Regions from separate parts of the Mus musculus genome. Here region 1 is linked to region 2. A link is a loop called in an ENCODE intact Hi-C map of the cell type or tissue named here. Cell type or tissue: left cerebral cortex. All regions are shown on one strand.

Evidence for each region. A loop is a pair of places that touch in the nucleus more often than their neighbours do. Peaks named below come from ENCODE experiments on the same cell type or tissue, not always from the same donor. Only the 100,000 strongest peaks of a DNase experiment are listed, where the experiment ranks them.
Region 1: a loop joins it to region 2, with 1.9 times the contacts of the local background. A loop is called at or near these places in 2 of 42 quality-filtered maps.

What each region holds. Positions count from the first base shown.
Region 1 is chr3:82,721,351-82,729,350 of GRCm38, forward strand. No RefSeq gene overlaps it. Among named protein-coding and RNA genes, the nearest start is that of Gm29999, 60 kb to the left of the region's middle. In left cerebral cortex, a CTCF peak has its summit at 4,405 (motif pointing left); a DNase peak (open chromatin) is centred at 4,402.
Region 2 is chr3:82,544,970-82,552,969 of GRCm38, forward strand. Npy2r (neuropeptide Y receptor Y2) reads right to left here and starts at 3,116. Exons shown (of 2, transcript NM_008731.3): 1 at 2,868-3,116. In left cerebral cortex, a CTCF peak has its summit at 4,011; DNase peaks (open chromatin) are centred at 3,038, 3,512 and 3,960; H3K4me3 peaks cover 1,183 bases.

The DNA of each region.
Region 1 (8,000 bases), 180 kb after region 2:
TGAGAAAGGACCAAGTTGGTGAGAAAACATTTCCTGAGTTGGGGAGTAATGTTATCAGTAGTCACAGCACCTGTACTCTAAAAGGATAGAATATGAATTATATGAGGGACTTCACGAACCTAAAAGAACAAAGACAGCTGCACTATGAGCCAGCTTGTCAGAAAAATATGAGGGAAAGAGAGAAATTTGGAGAGGGGTGGTGGTGGGTCAAGATCCCTCCCAGCTAAGTTTATTGTTTGTACTTATAAAGGCAGGCTGATTCCTGAGATCAAGGTCAGCCTGGGACAGAGCAAGTTTAGGCCTAGGCTCAGACATTGTGAGAATGGTAATTTCAGAACAGGATCCCACCCAGCTAAACTTATTCTCTGTGCTTCCAAAGGCAGACAGATCTCTGAATTCAGTTGCAATTTTTTTTTAAATAAACTGTACTTGCAGTCTTTTTCTAAGATCTCCAGAGAAAGCTGTCCTGGGTAGAACTCGCACTGTTAGTCTGTACCTATGATTTGACTTCAAGTCATTTCTTTCGCTGCTCTCCAACACCCCTTCCTCAGAATCCCTCTCCAAGCCAAGGCTGGACCTTGGCACCATAATTTAATTCTGGCCCATTAACAGACCATTATCTATAAAGAAAAAGATTCTGCCTGGTCATCCTCACTTTCTGAATGGCTGGTGCTCTGAGGCTCTACTTTCCCTCAATGGGTTACAAACCAAGCAGTGGAAAGTAATATTGTCAGAGCAGAAGTTGCTGGGGCTGATGAGTGGTGGTAGACCAGGCTGTGTTCTGAGAAACCATGCCATTCAGGCTTGTAATTTTCTCATTCAAACCAAACTATACATCAACCAAATCATATAGCTTTGGCCTTCTTGTCACAGAGATAAAAGAGGTGACATATTTTTCATAGACTCTGTCCTCGCCTTTTGTTCTTCAACCTCTGGCACAGGGAACCATGCACAAACAGCGCTGTACAAAGTCTTGTATAATTTTGTGCTTAATTTGTATCTATTGGGCTAGAGAGATGGCTCAGCAGTTAAGAGCACTGACTGCTCTTACGAAGGTCCTGAGTTCAAATCCCAGCAACCACATGGTGGCTCACAACCATCCATAATGAGGTCTGATGCCCTCTTCTGGTGCATCTGAAGACAGCCACAATGTACTTGCATATAATAAATAAATAATTTTTTTAAAATTGCATGTGTCATCACATCCATCCTGACGTTGTAATGCTAAAACCACCATGCAAGGATTGCTAAGGTTCCTATAAAATAAAATGAGGAATATTTTAGCAGCCGATATTCAGAACTTATCGCATGCCATTGTCTTGGGTAGCAAATAGTTTGGGTTATGTCGGAGTTTGCTTCTTTGCTTTTGAGACAGTCTCACTACACAGCACAGGCTACTCTTAGGCTAACATCTTCCTACCATTGCTTCCCCATCACTAGATCACAAATGTATACCACACCATCTGCCTTAGCAGACGACTTCATTTTTAAAGTTTCCTAGGTTTTTCTGGCCGTCACATGGGTCTGAAACACACTGCCTGCACACATGGTAATAAGGCATAAAGGCATGTATAGAGTGTCTGTTGTGCCATGACATTTTCTCCTGAGCCATATTCAGAACATTTTCTCCAGCATAGCGAACCCCTGTAGATCTCATAGATCTGAAGTAGATGAAGTGCATAGGCACATTCATGCCTTCCCTTTTCAGTCTTCCGACTACTTCTTGACTTGAGATTTTATTTTAAGGGTCACACAACTGTCTTCACCATGTTGTAGGAAGGCAAGCAGGCAAAGAAAAGAATACCACACACTCACAAGAAGTACCAAAATGAAACAGAAAGTAGAGCTTCTAAATTATGTACTTCAAATAGCTTGAAAACCTCATTCCATTTATTCTCAGAGTCACTCTTAGAGTACCTTGCATGAGAACTATTCAATATGTTAGAAGGTTGTAGAGTCCCTAGAATTCTAAGAATAGAATGGAGCCAAGAAATGGAACTTTCATAACCCCATGCTGAAACGGGAGTTCTGATAACTGCAGAAGGCACATTCAACAAAGGCCTTTTAAAGCCTAGAGTGAGGTGGCTGAACAGAAAAAGATCTCCAGCAAACAAAAAGATAGCTCAGGATACAGATACCATTGAGAATTGCGGGAGGAGGAACGGTGCCCTCATCAGCAAACTGATTTCCAGGTTCTGGCCTAGTGAAGAGGGTGCAGTTTTGTTCCATTATCCAGAAGACCCTTGGAAAATACCTGATATATGTGGAGGCCCCATGGATGCCTTTTAAGACTAACAAACAGCAGGACACACCAGGAAGCTGTTTCCAGGGAGTCTGCGGTGGCCAGCCCTAAATAACAGAAATAGTCTGCTAGTGAAAACCAGCAGGCTTGAGTTCAGACCTCTCGCCAGAGAGGCTATGTGCTGAGGCCAGCGCTCGGGGCCTCATGCTGGAGATTGCTCACAGCTGAATGGACAGTAAATAACATAATGATTCATTAAAAGCAGGCACAGAAAGAAGATGCTAGATCTTGTAGACACATTAAGAGGGAAATTTTCTTTATTCTCCACCAAAGGAGAATAAAGGGATCAAATCTGAAAAATGGATGGCAGCCCTAATTTGGGAAGTAGGCAAAAAAAAAAAAAAAAAAAAAAAAAAAAAGTCAGCTGACCAGAGGGGTTTTAAAGTGTGACTTTGAAGATGGGACAGTTATGAAATTGCAGTATGCTACATTGGTGAGGGCCTTTTATGTGCTTCTGTTACTCATTTCCTTTAATGTTCAAACACTTATTAAAACAAATCTTGATAAAAATTTCTATGGCCCTTGTCCCAGAAATACTAAGGACACAAAAGGACACAGGTATTCACGAACATAATCATTCTTTCTATTACCATCTCTATTACAAAGGGGCGGGAGAATGAACCCACCCTGGACATAGCACCCGGACCTCACAATGCAAAACACACACACTGAGCTGTACAGGAGAAGGAGGAAAAGGAGAAACAGGGATGGGGAGAACCCCCTATGTTCTCTCTCAGTGGGGTGCCCATCTATAGCTTACACTGGTACAGCCCGTCTCCAGGCTAAGACCACTAACTGCAAAGCTAGCTATTAAGAAGTCTTGTTCCTCTTTCTCCACATCCTCGCCAGCATCTGCTGTCACCTGAATTTTTGATCTTAGCCATTCTCACTGGTGTGAGGTGGAATCTCAGGGTTGTTTTGATTTGCATTTCCCTGATGATTAAGGATGTTGAACATTTTTTTCAGGTGCTTCTCAGCCATTCGGTATTCCTCAGGTGAGAATTCTTTGTTCAGTTCTGAGCCCCATTTTTTAATGGGGTTATTTGATTTTCTGGAGTCCACCTTCTTGAGTTCTTAATATATATTGGATATTAGTCCTCTATCTGATTTACGATAGGTAAAGATCCTTTCCCAATCTGTTGGTGGTTTTTTTGTCTTATTGACGGTGTCTTTTGCCTTACAGAAGCTTTGCAGTTTCATGAGGTCCCATTTGTCAATTCTCGATCTTACAGCACAAGCCATTGCTGTTCTATTCAGGAATTTTTCCCCTGTGCCCATATCTTCAAGGCTTCTCCCCACTTTCTCCTCTAAGAACTTTGTATAATGTATTTTTATCACATTTGTACCCATTCCTCCCCATAACTTTTCCAGGATCCACCATCACCTCCTTAGCACACCCCCTCCCCCTTTGTGGCTTTCATTTTAGAATAACCTATCAACTCCAATGTGTGCTGTCCTCCTACTCCTGGGTGTGGGTTTTGTCAACTGTCCACATCTCCTCAGTTAGTGGATGCTCATGACCACTCCGCACACCTCCACACACACACACACACCATGCTACAACAATGGCTGGTGGGATTTTGCCCAGGCAAGCACAGCTGCTGTGAGTTCATACGTGTAATACTTCTGTCCTGTTCTGTCTAGAAGACAGTTTCACATGGGTCCTCCCTGGATCCTGGCTGCTCTTGATCCTCACATTTTTTAAAGAATACATCAATGAACAAAATAGTCACTTAATGGCAATCACTCAGAGTAACACCAGTAATTACAAAAGAACTATTCCTCAAAAGAAAAGAAATAAGCATTATTTCTTCCCACTATACAATCAAACCCAGGCTCTAAGGCTCACAGCCACTTGCTTCCTTTCATTTAGTATTTCCCAGTGTCCTCTGAACTGGTGGTGGTGGTGCTTGGTGGTGCTGAGTGGGCTGTCCTGAAAGTTACTCTGTAAACCATTCTGGCCTCGAACTCACAAAGATCCACCTGGCTTTGCCTCCAGACTGCTAAGATAAAGGCCTATTCCACCTTCACTAGGCACCGTTTTGCATTCTACCATCTTGATGTCTCTTCCCCACCTAGGTGGCTACTGCACTGCCCTCTGCTGGCAGGTCCGTGCACTGCACATCATAGCTGAACCCAATCCTCAATAACAGTCAAAGCTCCCTAGGTCTGATTCCATCATTGCTCACCTAATCAGAAATGCCACCATCTTGAGGACACCTTAGACATTTCAGATTGCACTGCCCATCACTTGCACCAGTTTACTGTAAAAATGGGCTCTCCTTGATTCCTTGATGTGACTGGTTTTGGTTTTGGTTTTGGTTTTTTGGAATCCCAAAAAGTCGATAATGAGTATGTTCATGGGGAAATGGCTCGGTAGTAAAGAGTACTTTTTGCTGGAACAGAAGACCAAATTTTAATTCCACCCACCCACATGGTCTCGAACAACCATCTGCAACTTCAGTTGCAAACCACCTCATATCGTCTTCTTGTTTTTGTGGGTACCAGGCACAGTTGTGGTACATATACATACATTCAGGCAAAATACTCACAAACATGAGGTAAAATAAAGTACATAATTATTCTTTAAAGAATTGAAAAGTAAATGAGAATGGACTCCAGGAATCAATCGATACCCAAGCGTCATTCTGACTCAAGGGGAAAATCCTGCTGCCTTGAGTCAGATCATCCATGCATTTCAAGGTAGGTAAAACGAAACATCAGGGCTCTCTGATGCTGCCCACTCATGCACCGTGATGCTCCGATGAAAAGTGAGTAAAAGGAGCAGCCCTCCAAATTCCAAGGTTAGACCTTAGGCTCTATCCTTCTGCAGCTAAGAAGAGACACTCAAACAACCAATTCCAACAGCAGTCCAGATGTTACTGTCTTTCCATGGCTGCTGAAGCTATTTCAGTAAAAAAAAAATGTTCTCTATAATAAACTGGACTGTCTTTAAAATATATTAATAAGAAATATAGAGCAGTTGTCCCTCGGGTTGCCTTGCTTCCAAGTTTTATTTGTACAATTCAAAACAATGTCTTCCAGATAGGGCAGGATCACTGCACTCATAGAGCCACAGCAGACATAGCTGCCTACCCAAGACCTGTAGGAGATCAATCCAGTCAACATCCTATCATGGTGGTAGAAGGGGTCCATGAGTTCTTTGCCCTCTCTGGGGAGCTGTGGACAGTTCATGGCTTCTGGGAAGAGAGTCAGCTTGCTTTGATGGTGTGGCCATGCTCTAGGAGATGGCTCTACATCCAGGAGTATGTGTGGGTGGACAGCACAAAGTGGAATTGATACATTATCTGAAAAAAAGGGAGAGAAGAAAATGTTGAGGGGGTTAGGGAGGTGAAGGTGCGTTAGGAGGTGTTTGGGTGGGGAGGGTAGGAGATGAGTATGATCAAAAATGCATTGTACAAAATTCCCAATGAATTCATAAAATATTAGATCTGTAAACGTGTATGTTTTTAATTTCCTGGCAAAGCAGATGTTCTCTTGACATGGTATTTGTTCTCTGTTTTTCTGTCATCAAAGAGAGATGAGCCTGAGTGTACGTAGCCACAGAGAACTTAGCAGCCCTCAAATTAGATATAAACACTGCCAAATGTCTGCCTTGCCAAAGTCTCTGGCCAGGAAAACCGATGGGAAGAGGAAGGTAGAAAGCCACGGCACCTGCAGCCTCTGTGTTGCAGTAACCCTAATAAAAGCGTGAAATTACAAACTTAGGGCTCAGATTCCCTTATTTTGCAAGGGAGTCAAACAGTCTAAGCCAAAGGTCTACTCTGTAGCATCCTTGGTAAGACAGTGCTGCCTCCTCTCCCATCTTGCCTGAACATTCATACTATAGGCTCAAGGGACTCCTAACCAAATTGTGGGACCGTTAGCACTTTAAATAATTTAAACACAGTATCTGTTTATTTTTAGTCTTTAAAATCTCCACTCCTCACTTAGATAATCTTCAGTTTATTTCTCAACAATAATCCTTAATTCTATTTACCCAGCAATTTTTAGGAGGGGGGCTACAGGTTGTTGCATCTTTGGCTCTATTAAGAATCTGCTAGAAGTCACAGCAAAGATTAGGTGTGACCCTCTGCTGATGGGGACAGGGTGAGTCATCGGACCTACCAGCTGCTTCTACTGTCATATCACAAACATTTCTTAACATCCAAATAGCCTCTAATGCTTTTGTGTTGCTCTGAATGAATCATGGCTTATCTTTTTTAACCTAAATTACTATCTTGACATAGCTGTATATGACTGCAAAAGCCATCAAAAAACAAATTAATACCAAGGGTTCTCAAAAAGCAGAAATTCAGGTTTCTCTGGGCTGGTAGCTCAGCACCTCAGAGTAGGGTGGTCAGCTTTGCTGCCTTGCCTGTTCCTCAGAGTAGGGTGGTCGGCTTTGCTGCCTTGCCTGTTCGTGTTTAGCACTGAACGTTCCCCACTCTGATTCACCACTGAGTACTGCCGGCACGCAACACAAAAGAACCAACCTGTGGTCTTAGATACTTAATACAATCTGAGAATACAACCACTTAGTTGTGTTTTATAGGATCTCTGACTCAGTCATGACCATGAAATAACCTAGACTTGATAGACAATTATCTGCCCGTGCTTTACCCCCAACATCAAACCCATGGTGTCCAATATATATAAAAAGTATTGATAGGACTGTTCAAAATAGCTTGTTCTTGTTCAGAAAGGAAATCTCACAAGCTCTTAACTCTGAAATTGCCTTCACTTAGAATCTGTAAGACTGCTGGGTTGTAGATATTGGTTTGGCTTCGGTTCCAGTTACTTTCTTCATGGCTATGAGTAAAGTCCCTGAGAGAAGTGCTCTGAGGAGGGAAAGGCTAATATTGACCCACAGTTTCTGAGGATCCAGCCATCACGGTGGAAAAGGCAAAGGGAGTGGCTTTAGGACAAAGAGAACACTTGGCAGCTGTTCTTACATCCCAGACAAACCAGGCAATCAGCAAGCATGCCTCAACCAGGAAGTCCTATAACATTCAAAGGCCCATCCCTAGTGGCCAGCTTCCCCCAGCGAGGCTCCACGAGCCAAAGGACAAGGACAGTGAACACCTCCAAGGTCAGCACCTGGAGACCAAGAGGCAGAAATTCAAACTTGTAGGGTCATTGCCGATGCAAACCATAACCGTTTTGTTTAATTTTGGCTTGCTTGATTTGGCTTATTGGGTTTTGTGGGCGTTCTTATTGTTGGTTGCTGCTGCTGTTTTAAGACAAAGTCTCATTGTGTAACTCGGGCTTGCCTAGAGCTCATGATCTGTCTGCCTCTCATTTCAAAGTACAAGAGTGACAGATGGATAGATAGATAGATAGATAGATAGATAGATAGATAGAGATAGATAGATAAGATAGATAGATAGATAGATAGATAGATAGATAGATAGATAGATAGACAGACAGACACACACACACACACACACACATCACCACACTTGGCTTTCCCTCCCCCCCCAAAAAGTTATTACTCAGTAAAAGTAAGTTGCTTAGAAGAGATTTTTGTTAAATTATGAAATATTTCAAGCATATAAAAATAATCAGCACCTAATATAAGGAATATTCCTAAAGTATTACATTAATGATGTTAAGATTTAAGGACATTACCTGCGATAGTTATTTCAAGTCTTTTCAAACAATATAAAATACTTAAACCATGGTTACAACAGCCTGG
Region 2 (8,000 bases):
GTACACATCACATATGCCCTACACATACATACATACATACACCACACCTGCACACATACGCACATACACCACACCCATACTAGCACACACTTATACATATGAACATGCATGCACACGTGTACACATAAAGCTACACACATACACACACACACTATACATGTATAAATAAGTTTAAAGAGAAAGCTGCGTGGAGAGAAAGCAAAAGGAAGGAAAAACCAAGGCTTCTCCTTCCTCTCTCTGTACCCTGGGTAGCCTCGGCAGCTCCTCTGTGGCCTTGATTACCACAGGGTAGACCCCTTGTGATGGTTTCCGGTGGATGGAGGTGTTTTGCGGGCCTAGGTTACACTGCCTAACTTTTCTATCTCCCTTAGGTTTAAGGTAGTAACAAGGTGTTATTCTTGTAATCTCAAATTGGCCTAACTTTCAGTCTTCATCCCCCCACCTCTTATATAACCATCTCTGTTCGTGGACTCCTTCGCATCTACAGCCCTGAATGGAATTTTTTGATTCATGATATGCTCAAAACACATCTTAATTTGCTTTCTCACTAAAGTAAACCTCAGCTCCTTACTATGGCACTCAAGGCTTGCCGACATCCCTGCAGACACTCTGTCCTGATTCTCCTTGACATCTCAATACACATCTGCTGCTCTGTCATACTGAATGGCTACCAAGTTGAGAACACCCCAGGCTTCCCCATGTGGTGAACTGAGGACTCTGCCGTTCTTCCGGTCATTCAGAAGGTTCATTCTCCCTTTAATCACTGCCCACAGTGTGACTGTTCCAGTTTACCAACCTAGGACAGCCATCTCTAAAGACCTTTTGTTTAATCTCACAGTGCACCCTCTGGTACAGTAAAGCTACTCAATTATTGGACAAAACCAATACAAAGCTAAAGGAGAATACAATTTTATTAATAACTACTGCCACCTTTTTAATACAAAGTATAATTTCAATTCCCTTCTTGAATAAATGTAAAAACACAAAGGATTCCTTGCCTTGCTATAGCAGCCTCAGGTTTGTTTGCTTGTTCTTAGTCTGGTACTTGCTACTTGCTTCTTCAAGAAGGTTGCCCTAAGACCCTATTAAATCAGTTCCTGATTACAACCTCTGAAATCGCCTGTCAGTATGCTCCACATAGAATTCTTTTTCTCAAATGCTCATATCTCCCCTGCCCCTGCGCTACACACACACACACACACACACACACACACACACACACACACACACTCACACACACACTTCTAGGGGCCTGGGAACTTTCTGTGTGTTTTCCTTTGTTGCTATACTGGTCCATTCTATACAAGTCAACATAGATTTCAAACAGAACGTTCCAGGGATACCAGCCCCACTGCCCATTATGAAAACATGGCATTTGAACCCTGGCCCCTTTGATTGGCTGTCCCATTTTCCCTAAGCTAAGAGACTGACTTCATGGAGCAGTTACTCAGACCATCCACGGCAACCAGAGTTGAGCAGACTTGCAAAAGTTGCACCCACGAGCTGAGTGTAAGCACAGATTTAAGGGCACTGGGAAGAGAAGCGCATTTGATTTATTGACTACTTCCTTTTTTTTCTTTTCAATCACATTTTCTTCCCTCTGAAATCCTTTCGCTGGAGTCTTACAGCTCCTCTGCAGGAATGGCTATCGATCTGCAAGCTATTACCCTGTGAACACTCTGAGCTGCATGCAGGCACAGTACTAGCCCTGGGCTGGGCAAAGCACTACCCAGGACACAGAATGTATCATTCACAACAGCACTTCTGGAAAAGTAGGAGAGTGAAAGAGAACGTGAGGGTAGACACTGCCACGCGTGACACTCCTGAGGCCCCCAGTCAAACCAGAAAGAGGCAAGGGGGAGAGCCTTTCCTTGAAACAAGGCAAAATGAGACATTCAGGTTATTCAAGAAATTCAAAACTCTGAATAGCGCTGTTCTCTTGAACAGGTGCCCCTTGACTGAGTTTATTACAGAAGCAGTCAGTGTAGAAAGGGAAATGATGCTTTTTTCCTTCTGACGCTCTAGGTGCTTTCTTTAATAAGCCAGAAACCTTCTCCTGCTTTAACTACATGCTGAAATCACTGGAATTGCAAGTTATTTCTGAGATAGAGTCACTCCAGGTGGGCAAAGTGTGACATCCCTGTCTAGCCCTCCTTCCAGTATTGTTTTCCCAGGGAAAACCCCCAAGTTCCATGCTACAAACTATAGTTGCCTGCACCTGTTGGATCTCCTGTGAGGGGAGATGCGGTCTTTAACACTGCAACATACAGGGCATTATTGTTTGCCTAAGTAGAGATGGATGGATCATCTGAAAAGTCAGCGAATGCTTCTCTTTCCTGTATTTGTGCTTCCTGTCTTTGACAGTAGTGTAGTCTCTTAAATGACACTGGGATTTTAATGACTAGTCTCTACTAAGAATGACATTTAAATATTACTGCCCCACCACCACCACCACCATGCCACACAACCACAGACTTCTACTAGTAGGTGACCCCATCTTGGGGAAATGAATGGAAGCCTAAATAAATCTCTATTTTTGAACAGCCTTAGAAAACCCTACATGATCTTGCACTTCAGAAAGTGCTTGAGTTTTAAAGAGGGGGCAAAGTCATATCTTACTGTCTCATACTGTAGCGCTCAATCAAGGAACAGTCTATAACCTTCAGCAGAAAAGAAAAAGTCCAGCAAAAGAAGAAAAGCGAAGTGGTACTAGCCCACCTAGTTCCAGTGTTCCACTTAATGCCTGGAGGGGTGGGCGGCTCCCCTTCGGAACACATCCCCATGCCCTCTTACCCCTGACAGGACCCGGGGCTCCTCTAGGGCTGTTCATGATCTCAGAAGGAGAACTGGAGTTTGAACTTACTTACTGTATTGACTCTTGCGCGTTCCTTCTCAGATGAGGAATCCAGGAATTTCAAGCAAGGGATTATCTAAACAGCCAGTCTGGAGACAGTCCTGGGAGGCACCCAAAGCAGGTCCGATTTGGTGTGAGCCAGCAAGTGAGATCAGAAGCAGGAGCGGCAAAGCGGAACAGCTGCAATGCTGTGCCTGCTCGGCTTCTCGGTGGACCTCTAAAGCCACTCGATCAGGGACCCCGCACTGCACAGCTCAGAGCCCCGGGTAGGAGTGGGTGGGGAGGGAGGAGGATCGGAGATAGAAGTGGAGAGAAACGCCGCCCTGGAAGGAAAGGACACAGGTAGGGGAACTGCGGAGCGAGGGAGTGAGGCAGATAAGTTCCCCGTAGTCAGAGACTGGAGATTAGTGTCCTCCAACCTTAGTTGCACGCTATGCAGCGTAGCGCCTCATCGTTCCTCGCCACCACTCCCTGCAGCTGCTATTCACTCCACTTAGGAGTTCACCTAATCTGCAGAGAAAAGTGCAGGGCAGTGGCGAACCCCGATGCAGGGAGGGAGCTGTGGTCCCTGGCTATGTGAACAGCGACAGACACCTCAGGCTTGCGGGTGTGGGCTGGAGAGAGGTTCCACACTTGGGGTGGAGGGGCAGAATCCCACTCTGGGCTAGGAGTTTCCTTGTGTAAAAACCAAGGAGGAGAACGAACTCCTCGCAGAAGCTGGATCCCAAGGACAAACAGCCAGCGCGCCCTGCCACACAGCGCAGGCACAGGAACTGTGGTTAACACGAGTCCAGTGCCTGGGGGACGGGAGCAGCAAAGCCCTTAACAGGTGTCCCTGGAACCCTGCGCCTTCAGATCACAAGCCCAGGTGTCCCAGCGGAACACTGGCAAAACTGTCCCTCGGGAAGAACGTAGAGAACAGCAGTGGGTCGTAAAACAGTCTTTCTTTGTCCAATTAGTTGACTTCAAAATTCTTCGCCTTTAGTTCTTGCACCATTCGAGATTTCGAGAGAGCAGGGAGACCATGCCTCGGGAAATGTTCCTCAGGAGTGAAGCCCGAAGGCTGAAAGAGGACATGCAGGACTTTCAGTCACGCTAGAGGGCTGTTTCAACCTTACCCTGCAAACTCTTCATTCACCAGCAGTCTTTCCAGAGGTTTGCTACAAGTCTCTTTTCCTTCAGATTTTAAAGGGGGCAGTAGAGACTTGAAAGCCAGGAAGCCAGGCTTGTCTTAACCACCGTGTCTCTCAGAGCTGCACAAGTCACCTCGCTGCATTGGATCACTCTTCTTGTTGTTTTCTTTTCTTTCTTTCTTTTTTAATTTATAAAATAAGGATGGCCACATTAGTTCTCAGAATGTCTCTGAAGGATACAAAACAATGATTCGATTTAGATTAGGTGTCTCGAAAAAAAAAAGTTATACTTAACCTATTTTTAAAAGACAAGTACTCCCCCACGTAGTAATAATTACTCCTTTATTGGGAAATGGATTTTCAGTCCCGTGGCCACTGAAAGTCACACACCCTAATTATAGGTCATAAGAAGTATAGAATCTGATATCAATCTTCAATTCATGTGACATCATGCTAAAGAAGCTACCTATAAAACAGTGTTTCGTGGGCCTTTCAATTACCAGTACATAAAAGGCAGCAGGCCTGCGAGAAGCCATGATGTTTTACACACTCTGCTTAAAGTCCTTTTTGTAAGCATTTTTTTGGTTTAGGGAAGTATCTCTTGTTCGCACATATGCTTTCAGTTGAACAGATTCCTTTTTTAAAAAAGAGACACTGGGGAATGAGTAACTCCTGTGGCCTCACAAGAGCTGGGAATTGCTCTGCCTCTGAGCTTCAGATTCATACTTTTTTTCTGTTTTTGGTTTTTTTGCTTTGTTTGAGGACTGCATCTTACTAAGTTGCCCAGGCTGACCCAGTGTTCTCTATGTAGCCCAGGCAGGCCTTGAACCTACTTAACCTCCCTAGGAGTCAGTGTTGCAGGCAGCACCATCAGGTTCAGCTCTCTGTGCTTCTTAATATTGGGACGGTGAAGGAAGGACTCTGTGTGTCTAACAAGTTCAACTTTTGAAAACTGACATAGAAGCAAATGACCAAAACAAATCTGATGAGCAGGGTTGCTGAACATAATAGTTTTGGAGGATTTTAACCTATTTTTCAAGCAGTGATTGCACAAAACACTCTTCTCTCATAGCAATGATTAACAAAGGCTTCTAAGCGGCCCTTTCTGAAAACTGAACTCACTTCCTTATAGGCATGCCAGCGTCTTAAATGATTCACATGCTCCATACCCCTCTGATCTGTAACTCCAATAATAACAAAGAACACAGGACTTAAGTCTTTCAATAAAGTACAGATTGGATGAGAAGCTGATCTGGGAGGTGAAAGTCCTTCCACCGTGCAGCACACTATCGACATAGCTATGCCAACTTATGACACTGCACAGTCCGGTTCTAAGGAAAGGCCTTTAAGGCACACATGTTACAAGCTATAGGAACAATGAACAGCTCTGAGGAAGGACCCTCAGCCTGTGAAGCTGCTGAATTAATGATAGTCTAAATGGAAACAGGACAAGATTATCAAACCAGATTCCTCTCTTGATGAGTAGTTCAGTTCTTTGGGCAATTCCATACCTTTCCAGAATAGATGCCAACTCTTCTACAGATAGGGAGAAGATAGAAACCCCCAAATGCCTACATAAGTAGAGCCAGCAGTAGCTGTGTGCTCCCAGGCTAGGTCGAGGAAGAAAGCAGAAAGTGGTAAGAATGTACACAGCCTAAGAAATACATAGCACATAAAGGAACTGAAGAAATACATAGCACACAAAGGAACTGAAGGCAGAGGCCTGTTCTCAGGTTCCAATAAGATGACCTACAAAAACTACATTTAATATGGTTAGATCTCTCTCTCTCTCTCTTTTTTTTTTAAAGAAACAAAACTTGTATTCTTAAAAACTTAGACCAGTGAGACGGCTCAGTAGGTTATGCAGGTATCACCAAACCTAACAACCTGAGTTAGACCCCTGAGGCCCCTCATAGTGGAAGGAGAGAATCTGTCCCTACACATTACCACTTAACTCCATATACCCCCCAAACACACACACACACACACACACACACACACACACACACACACACATGCACACATACACAAACACACATGCACACACACATACACATGCACACATGCACACACCTTCATATGCACACTTATACACATGCTCTGTACACACATACTCTGCACACATAGCTACAGACACCACACATGTAGACACACACACACCCATACATACCCTACACACACTTGTGCAAATGTAATAAAGCATCTTTTGAAATGCAGTGGTGCCAAGTGATGTCTTAAAAGCCAAAATTCGCTGGGCAGTGGTGACACATGTCTTTGATCCAGCACTTGGGAGGCAGAGGCAGGTGGATTTCGGCGTTCAAAGTCAGCCTGGTATACAGAATGAGTTCCAGGACAGCCAGGGCTACACAGAGAAACCCTGTCAAAGAAAAAGTCAAAATTCCAGGTGAGCATATCAAAATAAATGAGGTGGTAAGTAGACAGAAAGGTAGAAGAAAGAAAAAAAGGGCATAAAGTAGAGAGCAGTCCCCTTTATACATGGAGGATCTACTCAGAGACCTCTAGAACATTTCAGAAACCATGACAAAGTTGGCTAAAAGCTTGACACAGAAGGTAAGAACAACAACAACTAATAATGAAATGAACAATTATAACAATAGAATGTAACAAAAGTTTTATAAACACATCTCCATCGCCTATCGTACTGTAGTTAACATTTTCTTGTGGGGATGTGAAGGAACACACATCTCCATTTGGCTTATCTGAATCACATCACTATGGCCCTTTGGGGCCACTGCTATATAATAGAGGTTGCTTATTCACAAGAACTTCAACACTACCACAGTCATTCTCAGAAGGGAGGTGACCACCAAGTGAAACACAGACTGCTAGCATATGTATTCTGGATACACTAGATATAAAAATGCCTCATAACCTGGGTAGGATAGATAGCACAAATATCTCATGATATTCCTCCAAATGGCATGCAGTTTAAACTTACAAACTGTTTTTTCTGGAAAGTTCCATATAGTGGGTAGAAAACTGAAATAGTAGAAAGTAAAACCTTCAATAAAGGGCAGACTAGAGAGCTATTTGCAGTAGAGACCTCCAGGGATCTCCAGTCTTATTGCCTCTTGTGTCATTTAAGTCTGATAAATGTCCTCGAATGCTTAAAATATGTCTCCACAAAAATTTCCTCTACTCCACTGCCTATTCCTCAGAACATACAGATACAAGAGGCAGAGAGCCACAGTTTGACTGCCAGTTGAACTAGCTTTCCACTGCTACGGTACATACAGGAGAAAACCATCCATGAAGTAGGTACATGTGTCTAGCTCACAGGCTTGCACCTTTGCCTTAGGTGGGTCAGCAAGTCATCATGGGTCATGGAGAAGATCAAATCTATTGATCTGACCTTCTTACAGTAAGAGAGATGGAGCAGGAGGAGAAGAAGAAGATAAGGATGACCCAATCACTGGGTCCTCATGGTCTCTTCAGAGGCATGCCCTCATGCCCACAAGACTGGAAATCTACCTGGATCTCAGTTTCTTTCCCCTCCCGAGAGTCCAAGCCACAGGACATACCTTCAATATATGGTCCATTTAGATGACCTTACAGACTTCCAACCCGACACCAATGTATCATTTCCTTCTTATATGTATATGTTTGTCTGATATTCCCAGACAAACTGTGGCAGAGGACCTTTCAGTTAATGGAACAATCTAGATGTTTTAGACATTTTTGGGTAAATTAATTTTAGAACAGTTTGTCATTTACAAAGAAAAGTTCAATAGCCTCATTATAGATGCTCAGTTTATTGTACAAAGTAAATCATGGGGTATTTGCTCCAGTCTAAAATTCATACCAAGAGCAACAGCTTCTCCCACATAGAAATAATTTCATTGTTATTTTAGGTAGGAAAGTAATTTATAACCATGATAAAAAGTCAGCAATGGCAAAGACAGGAACTAAAACTTTCTCTGTTCAGTCGATATTCTTCCAATATGGTAACACTTACCTGTCCTCTTCAATACACACACGGATACTGAGCACTC